Linked DNA regions of Homo sapiens: region 2 is linked to region 1. Evidence: read pairs that join two places in POLR2A ChIA-PET (ENCODE). Cell type or tissue: A673. All regions are shown on one strand. Links, peaks and the distances in the headings refer to the core of each region. The heading gives the core; the rest is flanking DNA.

Region 1 (5,374 bases), core at 215-5,214:
AGGAAACTTAATGGTCAATAAACATCTGAAAAGATGTCCAGAGTAGTCATAGGAAAATGCAAATTTCAACAATGAGATATGTACATATGTAGTAAAAGTATGAAAACAACCAGATGACATATACCAACTTCAAAATAGTAGTTCCTTTTTTCTTTTTTTTGAGATGGAGTCTTGCTCTATTGCCCAGGCTGGAGTGCAGTGGCGGGATGCCAGCTCACCACAACCCCCACCTCCTGGGTTCAAGCGATTCTCGTGCCTCAGCCCCCCAAGTAGCTGGGACTACAGATGCCTGCTAATTTTTGTATTTTTAGTGGAGATGGGGTTTCACCATGTTGGCCAGGCTGGTCTTGAACTCCTCACCTCAGGTGATCCACCTGCCTCAGCCTCCCAAAGTGCTGGGATTACAGGCATGAGCCACGGTGCCTGGCCTAGCATAGTAGTTTCTAAGGGGAAGGAGAAAGGAACAAAGAATAGGGAATGAGACTTAAGTGTTCTGTATATGTCTTTTTTCTTTCTAAAAAATGTGAAAACAATATGAAGAAATATACGGAACGTTGACATCTGTTAATTCTGGATTGGGGATATGTGGCATCTATTTTCTGTATATTTTAAATACTTACTATTTTATTTATTATTATTATTATTATTGATACAGGGTCTATCTCTTTCTTGCAGGCTGGAGAGCAGTGACCATCATAGCTCACTGTAACCTTGAACTCCTAGGCTCAAGTGATCCTCCTGTCTCACCCTCCTGAGTAGCTGGGACTACAGATGCACACCACCACACCCAGCTACTTTTTATTCTTATTTATTTGTTTATTTATTTGAGACGGAGTTTCGCTCTGCAATTCTTCTGCTTTAGCTTCCTAGAGCAATTCTTCTGCTTTAGCTTCCAAAGTAGCTGGGATTACAGGCGTGTGCCGCCACACCCGGCTACTTTTTTTTTTTTTTTTGTATTTTTAGTAGAGATGTGGTTTCACCATGTTGGCCAGGCTAATCTTGAACTCCTGACCTTAAGTAATCCGCCTGTCTCAGCCTCCCAAAGTGCTGGGATTGCAGGCGTGAGCCACCACAACCAGCTCTAATTTTTATTTTTTTATTTTTGGTAGGGACAGGGTCTTGCTGTTGCCTCAGCTGGTCTTGAACTCAGGCCTCAAGCTATCCTTCTGCCTCCCAAAGTACAAGGATTACAGGTGTGAGCCACTGGGCCCAGCTGAGATATTTCCTATTTTAGAATGAAACAGAAGGCTGGGCACGGTGGCTCATGCCTGTAATCCCAGCACTTTGGGAGGCTGAGGCGGGCGGATCACAAGGTCAGGAGTTCGAGACCAGCCTGGCAAAACCCTATCTCTACTAAAAATACAAAAAATTAGCTGGGCGTGGTGGTGCACGCCTGTAGTCCCAGCTACTCAAGAGGATGAGGCAGAAGAATGGCTTGAACCCAGGAGATGGAGGTTGCAGTGAGCTGAGGTTGTGCCACTGCAGTCCAGCCTGGGTGACAGAGTGAGATTCCATCTCAAAAAATAAAAATAAAATAAATTAAAATAAAATAAAACAGAAGGAAAAAACTTCACCTTGAGCTGATTTATATGAATATAGAGTTTGTAAGACATTGCTTCATAAAATATCTTCTTCTATTTTAAGCATTGCATTCATTTCACTTCTTTCGTTTGTTGATTTTGTTCTTTGATCAACAGACTTATCTGGAATAGTTTGTACATTGTAAACAGCAGAAATGTTGATTGTTGTGGTTTGATTGGCCTCTGGGGCCTTAAGTCTAGGCATTTTGGCTTTGCTTAATAGTTATGGCCTTTTTCCTTTTATAAAAAACTGAGTGTTGATTTAGATTAACTTGTTGATAATTTCTAGATGGGTCAGTCAGGACTCAGTGAGGTTACAAATGACAGAAAAGTCGCCTATGCTGGAGTGCAGTGGCGCAATCTTGGTTCACTGCAAACTCTGCCTCCCAGGTTCAAGCGATTCTCCTGGCTCAGCCTCCTGAATAGCTGGAATTACAGGCATGCGCCACCATGCCCAGCTAATTTTTGTATTTTTAGTAGTGACGGGCTTTCCTTGTATTGGTTATGCTGGTCTCCAACTCCTAACCTCAGGTGATCTGCCCGCCTCAGCCTCCCAAAGTGCTGGGATTACAGGCATGAGCCACTGTGCCTGGCCAGCAAAAAAGGATTTAGACTATTATGTAAACTTCAGTGATAAAGCAGCAGCAAAATTAGAGAGGATTGACTCCAATTTTCAAAGAAGTTGCACTGTGGGTAAAATGCTATCAAACAGCATCACGAGCTGGGTACAGTGGTGTCCACCTATCATCCCAGCTATTCAGGAGGCTGAGGAGAAAGAAGTGCTTGGGCCCAGGAGTTCGAGGCCAGCCTGGGCAAGATAGAGAGACCCCCCGCCCCCCCACATCTCTAAAACAAACAAACAAACAAAAAAACCCAGCGTCAAATGCTCCAGAGAAATCTTTGTTGAAAGAAAGGATTGATGTGGCAAACTTCACTGTGGTCTTATTTTAAGAATTGCCTCAGCCACCCCAGCCTTCAGCAACCACCACCCTAATTAGTCAGCAGCCATCAACATCTCAGCAAGACCCTTCCCCAGCACAAACATTTCAACCCACTGAAAGCTTGGATGATTGTTAGCATTTTTTAGCAATAAAGTTTTTTTTTTTTTCTGAAACGGAGTCTAGCTCTGTTGCTCAGGGTGGAGTGCAGTGGTGCAATCTTGGCTCACTGCAACCTCCGCCTCCTGAGTTCAAGTGATTCTCCTGCCTCAGCCTCCTGAGTAGCTGGGATTACAGGCGCCCACCACCCACACCCGGCTGATTTTTTTGTATTTTTAGTAGAGTCGGAGTTGCGCCATGTTGGCCAGGCTGGTCTTGAACTCCTGACCTCAAGTGATCCACCCACCTTGGCCTCCCAAAGTGCTGGGAGTACAGGCATGTGCCACTGTGCCCAGCCAGCAATAAAGTATTTTTAAATTAAAGTACGGGCCAGGCGCGGTGGCTCACGCCTGTAATCCCAGCACTTTGGGAGGCTGAGGCAGGCGGATCATCTGAGGTCAGGAATTTGAGACTAGCCTGGCCAACATGGCGAAACCCTGTCTCTACTAAAAATACAAAATTAGCCAGGCACGGTGGTGTGCACATGTAATTCCAGCTACTCAGGAGGCTGAGGCAGCAGAATCACTTGAACCGAGGAGGCGGAGGTTGCAGTGAGCTGAGATCGTGCCATTGCACTCCAGCCTGGGCAAAAAGAGCAAAACTCCGTTTCAAAAAATAATGATAATTAATTAATGAATTAAAGTATGTACAGTTTTTTAGACATGATGCTGTTGCACATTTAATAGGCTATAGTGCAGTGTAAACATAACTTCTATATGCACCAGAAAACCAGAAAATTCATATGACTCACTTTATTGCTTTGGTCTGGAAATGAACCTGAAATATCTTCAAGGTATACTTATATTTGTGTATAATCTTTTGTTGGGTAAATGAGCTGTAAATAACTTCAGTTTATATGTTATCCTTTGATATTTTCTATAATATATTTTGTATACAGATATTTTGAATTTAATGTAGTCCAATATTTTTCTTTATGCTTTGTACTTTTGAGTCTTTACAAAATCTTTCCCTGTTCTGATGCCATAAAGACATTCTGCATTTTCTTCCAAAAATTTTTACATGTTGCTTTTTACCTTTCAAATTTTTAATCCATTTAAAACTTATTTTCATCTACGTAAGGAACTAATTAGTTTTGTGGGGGGGTTTGTATAAATAATTGTTCTAGCACCATTGCGTTTTTCATTTTTTTCCCACTGATTGATTTATAAAGCCATTTCTATTTTACGACAAGTTTCTATATGTATTTAGGCTGTTTCTGGCTTATCTGCTCCTTTAATCTGTTTGTCTATTCCTAAACAAATGTTGCATTTTTTTTTTTTAATAATACGGCTTTATGACAAATGTTTCTTATCTGGCAGGTCGAGTTCCCTCCTCTATGTACTTTTTCCCCCCAAATTATCATGGCTATTTTTGGCCTATTTGTTCTTTCATATGAAATTTAGGATCAGTTTATCAAGAGCCATAAAAAGTCCTTTGGGAGTTTTGGTTGGTGTTATAATGTATTGATAGACAACTTTGTAATATTGAGTCCTTCTATTCAGGAACATAGTATCAGCTCTATTTTTTTAAGTTTTCCTTTGTGTCCTTCAATAAACATTTTGTAAATTTCTCCTTAAAAGTATTTCCCGGTCGGGCACGGTGGCTCACTCCTGTAATCCCAGCACTTTGGGAGGCTGAGGTGGGCGGATCACAAGGTCAAGAGATTGAGACCATCTGGGCCAACATGGTGAAACCCTGTCTCTACTAAAAATACAAAAATTAGCTGGGCGTGGTGGCACGCGCCTGTAGTCCCAGCTACACGGGAGGCTGAGGCAGGAGAATCGCTTGAACCTGGGAGGCGGAGGTTGGAGTGAGCCGAGATGGCGCCACTGCACTCCAGCCTGTTTAGAGCGACATCTCAACAACAACAACAACAAAAAGGATTTCCCATCTTTTGTTATATTTTCATGGGCGTCTCATAGTTTTGTTGCTCTTGAAATTGTATTTTTTATAATTAACGACATTTTTGAATGTCTTTGCCAGCAAGTTGCTGTATTATTTTAATATTTTTCTTGGACTTCCTATGTAGATAAACATTTCAACTGTAAATAACAAAGATTTTTCTTCCTTACTTTGCAACCCTTTCTATTGCATTGACTAGAACCTCCAGGACAATATATAATAGTAGCACTGAGAGGAAAACATCTTTGTCTTCTGTATTTTTTTCTGTTTCTGAGTCAGGGTCTTGCCCTGTCACCCAGGCTGGAGCGCAGTGGCATGATCATAGCTCACTGCATCCTCGAACTCCTGGGCTCAAGTGATCCTTCTGCATCACTCTTCCAAGTAACTAGGACTACAGGTGCATGCCACTATGCCTAGCTAAATTTTGAAATTTTTTTTGTAGAGATGGGATCTTGCTATGTTGCTCAGGCTGGTCTCAAGGGGTCCTCCCACATAGGTGCCCTAAGGTGCTGGGATTACAGGCATAAACCATTGTGCCTGGCCCCTATAACATTTATTTATCTGATGTTTGTTTCTAACCAAGATAGAACGCTTAATTCTAGAACATAGATTAGAATATGTTTCCTGTCTAATTACAAATATTTTTGGAAGTTGAGCAGGAATAAGCTGATTAAAGGACACAGAATTCGAAGTACTCTCAAGCTGGGATCAATTTCTTTAAATTGATTTGCGCATGTAATTTCAAACTTTAAAGAAACAGAAGGAAAAAATAAGACAAAGAGGAGAAACTATTTG
Region 2 (5,365 bases), core at 366-5,365, 220 kb before region 1:
ACCTCTTCCCACCCTCAGCTGCGCCTGTTGTGTGCTGAGGGGAGGTTGGGGACCTGGAGCCTGGCTCCTGCTCAGGCACATACTGTTGCCTTCACAGTCGGACATGCTGCGGTCTCTGGCCACCACCCGGCCCACGGTGAATGCAGACGACCTCCTGAAAGTGAAGAAATTCTCAGAGGACTTTGGGCAAGAGAGTTAAAAGCTGCTTCACTTGGGCAATGGTGAAGGTGGGAGGTTGATTGGGGCAAATCCAGGCACTCCCCATGTCAACAGCCAGACAGGGCTCCAGGGCTTGTCCCAGTCAATACAGAGTTCCCTCTGCTGTCTGGCCGTCTGCCAGGGAGCCAGAAGGAAGGGCCTTGCAGCCACAGAGACACTCCACTGCCCTGGGGCACACAGTGGACACTGCTCTTCCTACTTCCTCCTCTCCTGGATGCTCATCAGCTCCTTCTGCCTCCCCCCCTTTTTTTTCCATCTTTTGTTCCCCTAAATTAATGCTGCTTGGATTTTCATCTTATTTATAAAGATAAAATCACCTGGAAGTGTCAAGGAGTGGGGCGGGGTGGCGGGGGAGAAGCAGCCGTGCTGCCAGGTCACCCAGACCTCCAGACAGCCGGCTAGCCCCACTGCCCGTTCCTTTTACGCCCAAGTTTTGCTCCTTGAGAGCAGATTGGCTGATGCCCCTGCAACCCCAGCCCAAGCTCTGCCTCAAAGACCGAGTGACATAAGCCATTCCCACCCTCCTAGGTTCACATCCAGGGCTGTGTCTTCCTTGGGGGAGGAGATGGTGTCGTTTAGATCAGGGTAAGGCAGTCAGGCGGGTGTTCACCACTGCCTTTTCTTCCTCTGAGCGTGAGAACACTGAACCCAGCCACTGCCCCTGGGTCCCTGTCCTGGAAATGGTCTAATAAATCCTTTTCCCTTCTTGAGCTACCCAAGTGATCTCATCTTTCCTTGACTCTTAACTGAGACTCTGAAGGGCCACCCTTGCTTCCAATTAAAAGACCCTCTGGTTTTCTGTCTCCTCTCTTTTCTAAAGCAGAGCAGGAAACAGAACACTGCAGTTCTTAGGCCTGTTCTCCAGTCAGGTGTGCAAGGCCTCCTCCCCTTAAGGCCTCAGAAGTTTGGCTGGGGATGTTTGTGGGATCCAGACAGTTCTTGCCGTTGTTCGGCCTACAGATCAGAGACTGCAAAGTGGGAGCCCTGCGTACCAGACCCGTCCTGCAGCTGTGTTTGTTTGGTTTGGTCTGCCGCTAACATTTAAAAGTCGAGAGTTGCTGGGCGCGGTGGCTCACGCCTGTAATCCCAGCACTTTGGGCCGCTAACATTTAAAAGTCGAGAGTTGCTGGGCGCGGTGGCTCACGCCTGTAATCCCAGCACTTTGGGAGGCCGACGCGGGCGGATCACAAGGTCAGGAAATCGAGAACATCCTGGCTAACACAGTGAAACCCCGTCTCACTAAAAATAAAAAAATTAGCCGGGCGTGGTGGTGGGCGCCTGCAGTCCCAGCTACTTGGGAGGCTGAGGCAGGAGAATGGCGTGAACCCGGGGGACGGAGCTTGCAGTGAGCCGAGATCGCGCCACTGCACTCCAGCCTGGGCGACAGAGCAAGACTCTGTCTCAAAAAAAAAAAAAAAGTCGAGAGTTGACATAAAAATTCAGAATTCTGACTTCTAGAAGATTAAATTAGGTAATGTTGGGCCTGCGTCCTCATGGGGCAGCCTGTCAGCGGCCACTAAGTAGAGGCTGCTCTGTACAGAAGGGGTCCCCCATCCCCACTCATCTGTGTTGCCTGCCCAGATAGCCCCATGGCCATTTCAGTTTGCGACCCCCAACAGACCAAGGACCCAGAGCTGGCAGCCCTGGACCCACGTCCGGCAGGCAGTGAAGCTGCAGAGGCTGTCCCACGTTTACCCCATGCATATAAACAGACCAAAGTCAAAGCACATTCACACAGAAAGACCTGGCCTAGTAAATGAAGCTTATAGCCTGCAAAGGGCTTTGTTCCAACCTTCCCTCTCCAAAACCCAGTACTGCTCCTCTACCTTTCAAACCTGGTTGGGCCAGAACTGATTACATGGCCAACTCTTGGCTCACACTGGGCTTGCACTGGGCCATTTCTTTGCTCTGGTTCAGAGCCTCTGCAGAAGTGAGCTAACTTTGGATCAGTAGCTCCAACACTTGGCTCCAGTGCTGGCAGGTTACCCCTCAACCATAGCAGCTGGGATCTTTGTGGCTTGGGGGTGCTTGTGTAAGTTCTTGGTTATGTGCCCTCAGCCACCAGGATATGAACCGTGTCTGCAGAGCTTCACTTTAGTGAGCTTACAAGTTTTTAAATTTTTACTTCTAGTTACATTTACTTGAATCAGAACGTTGTTTCCTCATTCCTACTGCTTAAACACCTTGACAAGTCCTAGGGGTTAACAAAGGTTAGCATGGCTATGGTCCATCCCTGTGCTCTAGTTAGAGCGTGAAGACACCTGACTTTCCAGTTGTCTCTCTCCATGACCAGCAACAGGAACCACTGACGCTGAACTTTGGACAGTGGCCTCAGACTCTGGCTGCCAGCACACAACCTGCCATCATCGATGTTAAACATGCTGACATGTGCAGAGGAGTTTCCTCCCTGAAATGCTCTGAAATTCACTTCTCTGCCTGGGGATTCTGTTATAAACCTTCTGCCTACATTGGCTTTCACTGTGGAAGTTGATTTCTAAAACTCTGATGAGCTCACAACGTTGACATGTATATGCGTTTTTTGTGAGTGCTTCCTGCTCAAAGTGGGAGAGATTTTACTGGAAATGCAATAAAGTTTGCATTTTATTGCTACCGATGCCCACCACAAAAGCGTTAACCTCAGAAAGCTATAAGAAGCATCAAAAGATTGCCATAGCCCCCTGTAAGAGCTTCTGAACATTGTCCAAATGAAAGGAGGCTCAGCTGAATTCTAATTTTCCTAAAGACCCATGTTTTTAGCATCTATGAGCTTTCTACAAATCTCCCCATTGGCTGCATCTCTGACCTTGCACCAGTATCTGGTTGGGATTCCCTTTTTTTTTTTTTTTTTTTTTTTTTGAGACAGAGCCTTGGTCTGTCGCCCAGGCTGGAGTACAGTGGCGAGATCTCAGCCCACTGCAACCTCTGCCTCCCAGGTTTGAGCGATTCTCCCGCCTCAGCCTCCCAAGTAGCTGTGATTACAGGCGCCTACCAGCACACCCAGCTAATTTTCATATTTTTAGTAGAAACAGTGTTTCGCCATGTTGGCCAGGCTGGTCTTGAACTCCTGACCTCAGGTGATCTGCCTGCCTTGACCTCCCAAAGTGCTGGGATTACAGGCATGAGCCACCAAGCCTGGCCGGGATTCCTTTTCAAAGTCTGGCTGCACCTAGAGCCAGTTTGCTTCTGCTTGGCCTCATGGGGCCTCAGAGAAAGCCACAAAGGAGGATGGGTCTTTCCTGGGTTCATTTAACTGCCATTTATAACACTTTTTCCTCTAAACAGCTTAATGGACTTCCTACTACTTGTATAGTTTGATTTTCAGGACTCTGTTCAGCAAGAATACCTACTTTACAAAACTCAGCATAAAAATGAGGTGAAACAGTTTAACTAAAACTGGAGTTTGGCTGGGTAGTGTGGCTCACAACTGATCCCAGCACTTTGGGAGGCCGAGGCAGGAGGATTGCCTGAGACCAGGAATTTGAGGCCAGCCTGGGCAACATAGTAAGACCCCCGTCTCTATCTTAAAAAAAAAATAAAAGAATAAAACAAGTTCCTTCACCTCTTGACAAGACAAAGCTGACACTTTTTTTTTTTGAGACAGAGAAAAAAAGAAAACTCTACAGCCAGAATCATACTTTTGAGTCTCGCTCTGTCGCCCAGGCTGGATGGAGTGCAGTGGCGTGATCTCAGCTCACTGTAACCTCCGCCTCCTGGGTTCAAGTAATTCTCTGCCTTGGCTTCACGAGTAGCTGGGATTACAGGTGCTCGCCACCACGCCCGGCTAATTTTTGTATCTTTAGTAGAGACAGGGTTTCACCATCTTGGCCAGGCTGGTCTTGAGCTCCTGACCTCGTGATCCACCCGCCCCGCCCTCCCAAAGTGCTGGGATTACAGGCGTGAACCACTGCACCTGGCCACTTTCTTAAACCTACACATTGGTTGCTGTGATATTAATTCTATTTTTACAAAATAAGTGTATAACCAGGAAGTACTAATCCTGCTTTCTATGCCCAATTGTTAACAGGAAAGGGCTCAGTGCACTTCTCAATTGTCACCCCTGCCCCCAGCCCTGATCCACGGCCTCTACCCCAAGAATGAGCCAAGAACCAGCTGCTCTAGGGATCTCAGCAGCAAAATCCTGCCCAAGGCTGTTAAAATGTGTGGGCACTCATTTACACTCGTGCTGTCATGAAACACATCCTTGAACAGGGACTATTCTCTTTCATTTCCATAAGCAAACTGGCGTCTAAGGCCACAAGCCCTCCGTAAAAATAAGAACTCGGCACAAATGGCCAGTCACATGCTTACCTGCATTTTTAAAGACAGCTTTCAGGTATTTGGGGACTACATTATTACCAAACCTTGGCTTTGGGAGATTATACAGGTCCGAGGAACTCGTGTCTACTGCAGACGAATGCAATTACCCCACCTTCCTCCATACAGAATTGTTAGGAAATGTCCACTCCTTTGGGGGTGATTTTTCTCCTCAAGTTGTAGCCAACATTTTGTCCGTAACTGATTTCAGGGCAAACATTTCTGACATCTTCCTCCAGCTCAGTCTGCCATGCCTTGGCAATCCAGTTTCCTGTCATATGCGAGCCATCCAAGTTGATGCCAAGTAAGATTTGCCCAGCTCAAAGTGAAAGTGTTTGCGTCTTGGTATCCGGAATCCTCAGCCCCAGTAGCAAAGCTTTAGTCATTCACCTTCATCCAATAGACGTTTGTGAACGTCCTGCTGTCCATTTTGTCAATAAACAGGCAGCCCTGCAGGTGGTCCATCTCGTGCTGGATGATGCGGGCTGCCCACCCGCTCGCCTGCCACACCACCTGTTCTCCATTGGGGTCCAGCCCTGCAAAGGAAGTTACAGCCCTGGTGAGTGGGAACAGCTGAACTGCATCATCCTCAACCTCCCTACCCCTGCCCCCGGTCCTGGCTGTTCCCATTGACAAGAGGCAACAGCAGATGGCAAATGTAGACAGCAGCTCCTCTTCTAACTGGAAAACGTCCCTCATCTCGGTCCATTACCAAGCGTTCAACCTGGTTCCCAACTCTGGTAATTAGGTTATCGAGCTCACTGTAGAGCTGAGATGAGAAATCATCTTTCTACGGTGCGACCCTTCCGAACACTCCTCCCACTTCTGAGGT

What was found. Peaks named below come from ENCODE experiments on the same cell type or tissue, not always from the same donor. Only the 100,000 strongest peaks of a DNase experiment are listed, where the experiment ranks them.
Region 2: POLR2A ChIA-PET joins it to region 1 with 16 read pairs; 3 of 35 experiments call an interaction of 5 or more read pairs at or near these places.

What each region holds. Positions count from the first base shown.
Region 1 is chr16:69,544,170-69,549,543 of GRCh38, forward strand. No RefSeq gene overlaps it. Among named protein-coding and RNA genes, the nearest start is that of MIR1538, 19 kb to the right of the region's middle. In A673, for the core only: no CTCF peak of the experiment used is centred there; no DNase peak of the experiment used is centred there.
Region 2 is chr16:69,324,111-69,329,475 of GRCh38, forward strand. It overlaps VPS4A (vacuolar protein sorting 4 homolog A), which reads left to right. Exons shown (of 11, transcript NM_013245.3): 11 at 98-2,829. The coding sequence ends at 199. COG8 (component of oligomeric golgi complex 8) reads right to left here. Exons shown (of 6, transcript NM_032382.5): 6 at 2,318-5,069. PDF (peptide deformylase, mitochondrial) reads right to left here. Exons shown (of 2, transcript NM_022341.2): 2 at 2,803-5,069. The coding sequence ends at 4,912. Among named protein-coding and RNA genes, the nearest start is that of PDF, 3.8 kb to the right of the region's middle. In A673, for the core only: no CTCF peak of the experiment used is centred there; a DNase peak (open chromatin) is centred at 5,021; H3K4me3 peaks cover 1,644 bases; H3K27ac peaks cover 1,746 bases.